2 separate regions of the Homo sapiens genome follow, and region 2 is linked to region 1. Evidence: chromatin contacts called from ENCODE Hi-C data. All regions are on one chromosome and are shown on one strand. Each heading gives the region's core, a stretch centred on a gene start or an enhancer-like site at or near the end of the contact. The rest is flanking DNA. Distances are from core to core; before and after follow the strand shown.

What was found. Hi-C counts contacts between places; a loop is a spot of excess contacts on that map. Pooled maps may share reads with other maps.
Region 2: a loop to region 1 is called in a pooled map, with 6 times the contacts of the local background. The contact joins the promoter of MELTF-AS1 here to the promoter of RNF168 in region 1. A Hi-C loop is called at or near these places in 4 of 50 pooled maps.

What each region holds. Positions count from the first base shown.
Region 1 is chr3:196,501,701-196,505,763 of GRCh38, reverse strand. It overlaps RNF168 (ring finger protein 168), which reads left to right and starts at 1,996. Exons shown (of 6, transcript NM_152617.4): 1 at 1,996-2,891. The coding sequence starts at 2,591. LOC105374306 (a long non-coding RNA gene) reads left to right here and starts at 3,712. Exons shown (of 2, transcript XR_924896.3): 1 at 3,712-4,063. LOC105374307 (a long non-coding RNA gene) reads right to left here and starts at 412. Exons shown (of 3, transcript XR_924897.3): 1 at 1-412. RefSeq lists a silencer at 1,747-2,046 and enhancers at 2,667-2,756, 2,797-2,866, 2,518-3,201, 3,202-3,886.
Region 2 is chr3:197,001,173-197,005,235 of GRCh38, reverse strand. It overlaps MELTF-AS1 (MELTF antisense RNA 1), which reads right to left and starts at 2,330. Exons shown (of 4, transcript NR_038285.1): 1 at 2,263-2,330; 2 at 1,266-1,634; 3 at 877-1,139; 4 at 492-742. MELTF (melanotransferrin) reads left to right here. Exons shown (of 16, transcript NM_005929.6): 15 at 1,137-1,335; 16 at 1,785-3,496. The coding sequence ends at 1,864. RefSeq lists silencers at 1,372-1,771, 1,812-2,601, 2,752-2,831.

The DNA of each region.
Region 1 (4,063 bases), core at 747-3,246:
AGCAATTCTTCTGCCTCAGCCTCCCGACTAGCTGGGATTACAGGCACCTGCCACCATGCCCAGCTAATTTTTGTATTTTTAGTAGAGACTGAGTTTCAACATGTTGGTCAGGCTGGTCTCGAACTCCTGACCTTGTGATCCGCCCTCCTTGGCCTCCCAAAGTGCTGGGATTACAGGCATGAGCCACCGTGCCTGGCCCAACTGCATTAAATTGGTGTTTGAAGTAGGCACAGCCACAAAGCAACCCATTTAGGATGAACCGAGAAAGCAATGTCATGAAAGCAAAACGTTTGGATGACAGAGAATAAATCATAGTTGCATGTTTAAAAGAATAATGGGAGATTCGATGGGAAAAGCAGGTTGTGGACATATTAGGAAGCCTGAAGGCCAGGTGCAGTGGCTCACGCCTGTAATCCCAGCACTTTGGAAGGCCAAGGCCGGTGGATCACCTGAGGTCAGGAGTTCGAGACCAGCATGGCCAACATGGTGAAACCCCATCTCTACTAAGAATACAAAAATTTGCCAGGCGTGGTATTACAATGCACGTGGTATTACAAGGCACGCGCCTGTAATTGCAGCTACTCGGGAGGCTGAGGCATGAGAATCGCTTGAACCCAGGAGGTGGAGGTTGCAGTAAGCTGAGATCAAACCACTGCACTCCAACCTGGGCAACAGAATGAGGAGCCATCTCAAAAAAACAAACAAACGAACAAAAAACAAGCCTGAAATTCCAAGCTAAGGTACTGTTACTGTAGACAACCAGATGACAGTCCCAGGTTTCTTTTTTTTTTCTTTTTTTTGAGACAGGGTCTTGCCCTGTCACCCAGGCTGGGGTGCAGTGGTACGATCACTGTTCACTGCAGCCTTGACCTCCTGGGCTCAAGTGATCCTCCCACCTCAGCCACCAGAGTAGCTGAGAGTATAAGTGTGAGCCAGCACACCGAGTTAATTTTTTTATTTTTTGTAGAGACAGGGTCTCACTATGTTGCCCAGGCTGGACCTGAACTCCTGGGCTCCACTGATCTTCCCGCCTTGGCCTTCCAAAGTGCTGGGACTACAGGTGTGAGCTATCACAGACAATAACAGGTTTCTGAACCCACATTGAAATGAAAGTTCCCAAAGACTTCTACCAACGACCGATGTCTCCTCGTTGTTCTCAACCTGGAAACCATCCCCTACCCAGCCTGAATGCTCTCAGCAGCCTCAAAACAACTTAAAGGCTGCTTTCACGCACAGTGATTTTCTTTTCTCTTCCTTCACACTGATTGATTCCCTCAAAAAATGCAGGTCCGGAGCTGGCTATGGAGTTGCAAGCTCTAGACCCAGCTACTCCAGAGGCTGAGGCGAAAGAATCCCTGGAACCCTGGAGTTGTAGTCCAGCCTGGATAAAACAGTGAGACCCCAATTCTTTTATCTATTTATTTATTTGTATTTTTTGAGGTGGAATTTTGCTCTGTCCCCCAGGCTGGAGTGCAGTGGCACAATCTCGGCTCACTGCAGCCTCTGCCTCCCAGGTTTAGCGATTCTCCTGTCTCAGCCTCCTGAGTAGCTGGAATTGCAGGAGCTTGTCACAATGCCCAGCTAATTTTTGTATTTTTAGTAAGGACGGGGGTTTCACCATGTTGGCCAGGCTGGTCTTGAACTCCTGACCTCAGGTGATCCGCCCGCCTCGGCCTCCCGAAGTGCTGGGATTACAGGCGTGAGCCACCGCACCCGGCCTTGTTTGGCTGTTGATTTTGTTTTGAGGTTTCCCTTTTTCTACCCAGAAACCAAGAAACCAGGGGTGTCTGAGGCCTCGCAGAAATCTCAGGGAAAGGTCAGGCTCCACCCAGGCTGCACTAGGCGGGGCTGCGACGCCAGGGCGGGACCGTCTCCGGCTGGGAGGGAGGGCGGGCGGCGCGCAGACCCCGGAAGTCCCGCCCCGGGAACGTTCGCCCTTGGGCAGTTTTCTGGGTGGGAAGTGCGATTTTGGCGGGCGGTTGTGACGTTGCTAGCGCTTGTCCGGTGGCTGCTGCGCTGCCGCAACGAATAGGGTTTCTGGCTGCGTAGGAGGGACGGGGGCGCGGAGCTCTGGGAAACTGCGCCAGGCGCCCGAAAGGTGAACACGGGAGTCGCGCGTCTCCCCCGCAGCAGCGGTAAAGCGGAAGTTATGCTGCAGCCGGAGCCCGGGCTTCCTCCCGGAGCCGCGTCCCGGGGCCCGGCTGCCCCGAGCTGAGCGGAGCATCCTTTCCGGGTGAGGGGAGGAGAGGACTTGGCGCGTTCCCCTCGCTGCCCCGGGAGCCGCAGCCGCGGTGTTCATGCCGCGGAGCAGCCAGGCTCCTCCGACGAAAACCTGCATTTATTTGCTGGCGGGACGTTTGCCTTGAAAATGGACAAAGACGCCGCCCTCCGGGGTATTCCTGTTTGCCTGACCCTGAGAGCGCCTTTTTGCTTCAAGACGTGTTGGATGCTCCTGTTCTCCGAATTCTGATACGCTTCTGGGCATAATACTGAAACACAAAACTGCTTTTGCTCTCTCTGTGGTTGGCCGAAAATAGGATTCTTTTTCGTGCAGGTGTCGTTGTTTAGTCGGCTTTACTAACATATTGAAATGGCTCTACCCAAAGACGCCATCCCCTCGCTGTCCGAGTGCCAGTGCGGGATCTGCATGGAAATCCTCGTGGAGCCCGTCACCCTCCCGTGTAACCACACGCTGTGTAAACCGTGCTTCCAGTCGACCGTCGAAAAGGCGAGTTTATGCTGTCCCTTCTGTCGCCGCCGGGTATCGTCGTGGACTCGGTACCATACCCGAAGAAATTCTCTCGTCAACGTGGAACTGTGGACGATAATTCAAAAACACTATCCCAGGGAGTGCAAGCTTAGAGCGTCTGGCCAAGAATCAGAGGAAGTGGGTGAGTAAACCATGGCGTGTTTGTTGGCCAAAAGCCGCAAGTCTTTGAAAAGGTGAATCATCACTTTTCCATTTAAAAAGTAAAAACAAACCAAAAAACCCGACTAGTATTTGTCTAAATAGTTCTCAGAGGTTAGGGGGTTTATGGGTCCCCAAATGTCGATGGATTATAAAGTCAAGGGCAAGATTTTGTCCATTGTCAAAATGCCCGCGCTGTGTTCGATGGGTGTTTGTTGTGTTAAAAATTAAAGAATTGCCCGTCTGGAGCCTTCTTTTTTTTTTTTTTGAGACAGGATCTCGCTCCGTCCTCCAGGCTGGAGTGCAGTGGCGCGATCTCGGCTCCCTGCAACCTCCGCCTCCCGGTTTCAAGCGATTCTCCTGCCTCAGCCTCCCGAGTAGCTGGGGTTACACGCGTGCACCATCACGCCCGGGGAATTTTTCTGTTTTTTAGTAGAGACGGGATTTCACCATGTTGGCCAGGCTGATCTCAAACTCCTGACCTCAAGGGATCCGCCCGCCTCGGCCTGCCAAAATGCTGGGATTACAGGCTTGAGCCACCGCGCCCGGCCTCTGATTTACTTATCTATACATCTCCATTCATTTAATTCTTGATTCTCCTAATCATGCGACGAGGCTAAAGTCGCTTTTTTATCACTCAACCCTGCACCCGGTAGACTCAGGAGCCCCAAACTGAACCCTTGACTCTTTCCTCCACTAATGTGAGCAATAAGCCGGGCGGTGGTTCCTGTCTGGGCTTAGGATATGGTGTCTCCGTTCTCTCGTGGACAGGTCTTTTTTTTTTTTTTTTTTTTTTTTTTTCTAATTTTTTTTGGTCACAGTTATATGTGTACCTGCCTTTTAAACATACGTTTATTTTATTGTAAAAAAATGCCATTTTAAACATTTTTAAACAATAGTTAAAAGAAAAAGCTTTATTCAAATGCTCGCAGACCATACAATTCACCTACTAAAAGTGTGCGGTTGGCCGGGAGCGATGGCTCACAGCTGTAATCCCAGCGCTTTGGGAGGCGGAGGTGGGAGGATCTCTTGAACCCAGGAGTTGAGGCCGGTCTGGGTAACATAAATTCAGTAAAATGTTTAAAAGTGTGCAATTTAATGGTTTTTGGTATATTGCGTTATTTTTAAAATATTGTCCAAAATGTATATAACAAA
Region 2 (4,063 bases), core at 1,081-3,580, 500 kb before region 1:
CGTGCTCTACAGCCAATCTATCAGCAGATCCCATTGGTTGTGCTTTCAAAATATACCTAGAATTTAAACCCAGGTTGTCTCACAATGGAGCCACTGGTTTCTAACCACTCCCCCTCCCCCGACTTATGCTGAAATTGCCTTCTCCACACCCACCAGCACCACAGAACTGCAGAGCTGGCTGGCTCGCCAGGCCTGTTCCTAAACTTTGACATTGTGAACTGACGCATGTTCCTTCCTGTCATCTTCCCCACAGAACCCCTCTATCCCAGGAGTGCTTTACTCTGGGTCCCTGGGCTTCCCTAGGGGGTTGCTAAGTCCTCTGAAGTAATGTGGGAGAAGAATCCTGGGTGGATGTGCATTTTTCTGGGGAGAAGGCTGACAGCTTTCATCAGATCTTCAGGAGGATCTGCGAGTCCCTCCAAAAAGACTGAGAGCCACCTGACTCCTTCGTTCCTCCTTGATCAGTACTTAACACTTTACATAGACATTCATGCATGTTCTCCAGATGTCCTTTATTTATATTCGTATTCATAAGTTCTCATACTACTTCTGGTCTTTTTAGTAGCTCTTTTAGGGCTGTAGCCACAGAACGGTCATTCTAGTGATTCTGAGCAGGGTGGAGAGGAGTGCAGCATCCCTGGGCGGGTGGGTCAGTGAAGACACGCCCAGCTCACCTGATATTCTGTGACTGGTTGCAGAACACAAGTCCCTCTCGAAATTGTTTAGGTTTGTGGGGAGATATCTGTAAGACAGAGTGAGAAAGCCTTATGGAAAAGGCCAAGAAGTGCTCAGCAGGCCTAGCAGAACGCTCAGGAATCCCACCCACACCATCCCTCATTTCTGGGTCTTTCTTCCTGGACATCTCAGGCCTCAGACCTGCATCCAGGAGCTGGAGCACCGCAGTGCTTCTGAACGCCTCTTCCAGTGGCACCTGCGGGCCTAGTGTCCCCACACCCGCTTGGGTGACAGAGGCCAATCAGTTGTCAAGCTTATGACTTCCAATCAGAGTGGTGGGGCCCTGAAATGACTTGCTCTTTGGGTCACTGTATGTAAAGCAATTTGCAGCTAGCGGCACTGGGCGGGTGACCCTGCCTGAGCCCAGTGAGGAGCAGGTCGTCTGCCTGCGGTGCTTCCAGGACCTGTTTGGAGACGACCACAATAAGAACGGGTTCAAAATGTTCGACTCCTCCAACTATCATGGCCAAGACCTGCTTTTCAAGGATGCCACCGTCCGGGCGGTGCCTGTCGGAGAGAAAACCACCTACCGCGGCTGGCTGGGGCTGGACTACGTGGCGGCGCTGGAAGGGATGTCGTCTCAGCAGTGCTCGGGCGCAGGTAGGACAGGCCCGCCCTGCCGCCTCCCCTGGTGCTATTCAGACCCCTTCACCCCAGAACCCTGAGGGAGCGGGGGGCGCTGCGGGTCCGGGGAGGCGGGTGGAGGCCCGTTCGCAGCAGTCCAGGTGGGGTGTCCCGGGAGGATTTTGGCCAGGAGGCTGCGGGCCGGGAGGGCGGGAGCCCGGCGGGTCTCCCAGACGGACCTGGGTAATGAGTGTGAACGCTCAAAACGGCGGCGCGGGGAGGATCTGGGGCCACGGCAGAGACATGCGTGTGCTGCCTTTCTGGAAAGAGCGCATCTGGAAGGGCAGCAGGGGAAAGGAGCACAAAGAGGGAGGCTGCGGCGAGTTCGGTCCCGAAAGATGCCCCCACCCCCACCCCAGAGCGGGCGCCTGAGGCGGCCACCGCGGCCCGGGCTTCGGGGCCTGACCCGCCGCGTTCGTCCCCAGCGGCCCCGGCGCCCGGGGCGCCCCTGCTCCCGCTGCTGCTGCCCGCCCTCGCCGCCCGCCTGCTCCCGCCCGCCCTCTGAGCCCGGCCGCCCCGCCCCAGAGCTCCGATGCCCGCCCGGGGAGTTTCCGCGGCGGCTTCGCGCTGGAATCCAGAAGGAAGCTCGCGAAGGCCGGGCCCGGCGTGGGCGGGAGCAGGCGCCTCCCCGGGAGCCCCGCCGCCCACGGGCGCCACCTGGCGCTGCTACCTGAGGCGCCGCCCCCGGGCCCGCGCGGCCCTTCCCGCCAACCGCCGCCTCCCGCCACCTGGAGCCGCGCGGGCCGCGCCGGAGGAGGCCGGTTGCCCAGGAAACCGCTGAGTCCGGGCTTCCCGCCGCCCGCCCCGCGGTGTCGCCCGAGGGGCCCGCCCGCCTCCTCCCCGCAGCCCCGCGCCCCCGTCCGCGAGGCCCCCTGGGGACGCGGTGGCCGCCGAGGCGCCTACACCCGCAGGCCGCGGCCAGGCCGTCCCAGGAGGCCCCGGCGCCAACGGGACCCGGCGCGTGGGACAGCGGCCTCTGCTGGCGGCGGCGGGAGGGAGGCCGGACCGGGGCGACGGGGAGAAGCCTTCGCCCGCGGGACCGTGTCCGGGGTGGGGGCTCCAGTTCCTCCGACCGCCCGTGCGCTGGGAGGGAGGCCGAGCCCGGGGAACGCCGCGTGCCCTGCCTCGTCCCCCACTGTGGCCGCGCCAGCTCCATCCCGGGCCAGCCGCGTCCACGGGCCCCCTCCCGAGTCTCCTCAGGCTCTCGCCTCCCCTACCCCCGTGGGATGCCCACCGCCCGCACCCACGCCCGAGCCTGGCGGCAGCAGCCGCCCCCCGCCTGAAGGGAGCCGGAGGTGACCCAGGCCGCGGGCTCCCGAGGCCCCTGAAGGGCTGCGCGTGGGGACCCGCCATGCTTCTGGGTTCCGAACGGGGGTGAGCTCCGTCTCCTCACCCGGCCCCGCACCCGCTGGGCCTGGGGACCCCTCACTCCCCGTGCCCGCCCCTCCGCGAGGCAGCAGAAAGCGCCCGGCCGGGGCCTCTCTCTACTCCATCTTGCCACAGTTGTCTGAGAAGCCAGAAAAAGTTTCCAGAACTGGCAGCCCTTAAAAAAAATGAAGAGGAAGAGAAGAAATGGGAGCAGGCAGCCCTCGTCAGCAGACCGGGAGCCGCGTGGGCGCGGAGCCATTTGCATTCCGGTCTGCGGGGGCTCGGGGATGCTGGTGACAGGCCCGGTTCCCGGTGGCTCGCCCCCACCTGCGGGCGTCGGGAAGGATCCCTTCCATCTCTCAGCCGCAGAGGAGGCCCTGGCAGCGCCCCGGCTGTAGCCATGCAACCCCGAGGAGTCCCGGGCACCTTCACCCCACCGGGAGGGGCCACAAGGACCTGGGCCTCGGCCACCAAGCTTTGTCCCCTCTCGCTGTGGGGGGCTAGTGATTCTCCTCCGACCTGACGATTGCTTGGTTTTTTCAAAAGGGAGTTTTGTGCGGTGAGAAGTGTGTTTCTGTGTGGCTAACTCTGGGCTAGCGTGCCGTGGCCATTGAAGGTGTGGCCTGCGTGGGTGCAGTGTAAGTGACGCTGGATTGTCAGGTGGCAGCAGGGGACCCCTGCTGTGTCAGTGCTAATGAAACATGTTGGTTGGTTTCTAAAATAAAGCCAAACAAGCCAGCACATGCAGAGGCTTGGACCCTGATAGAAACTTCTGCTGCCGATTTCTTTCGTTTTGTTAGGCACTCAAAGGCCTACCTGCTCCACCGAGAAGGGCAGATTCCATTCTCCAAGAGCCAGTCAGGGACCACTCTCATCCTCTAGTCAGTGAGGCCCCCCGCGCCCTTCTTCGACCTGGACTGGTTCTCTGGCTCTTGCAGGGCCTCCGCTGCCCTGGCACATTCCAGCTGCCTCCACCCCATCAGGCTCTGGGGTGTCTGCCCTTCTGTGGATGGGTGCAGAGAAGGGTGCAAACTTCTCTGCTGCCCCCTGCCCCACACCTCCAAAATAAGCGGCCCACATCTTTTCTCTGGCAAGCTCGCTGCTAACTCACTGGAGGGGGGCGTGGGGAGCGGATCTCCCAGAGACCCTACAGTGGGTGCTCTGTGGTATCTACTGAGGTGGGGGTGGGCCCGGCTGGTCTTCATCAGTGCTCTGCTCTCCCTCTGGAAGGGGAGGTTTTCTCTGCTTCCCTCTCTCATGGCTTCACTTGGCCCCCACACCACCACCCCTCGCCGCTGTGGCCATCTCCCAGAGCCAGGTCTTGCCCACCACTGCA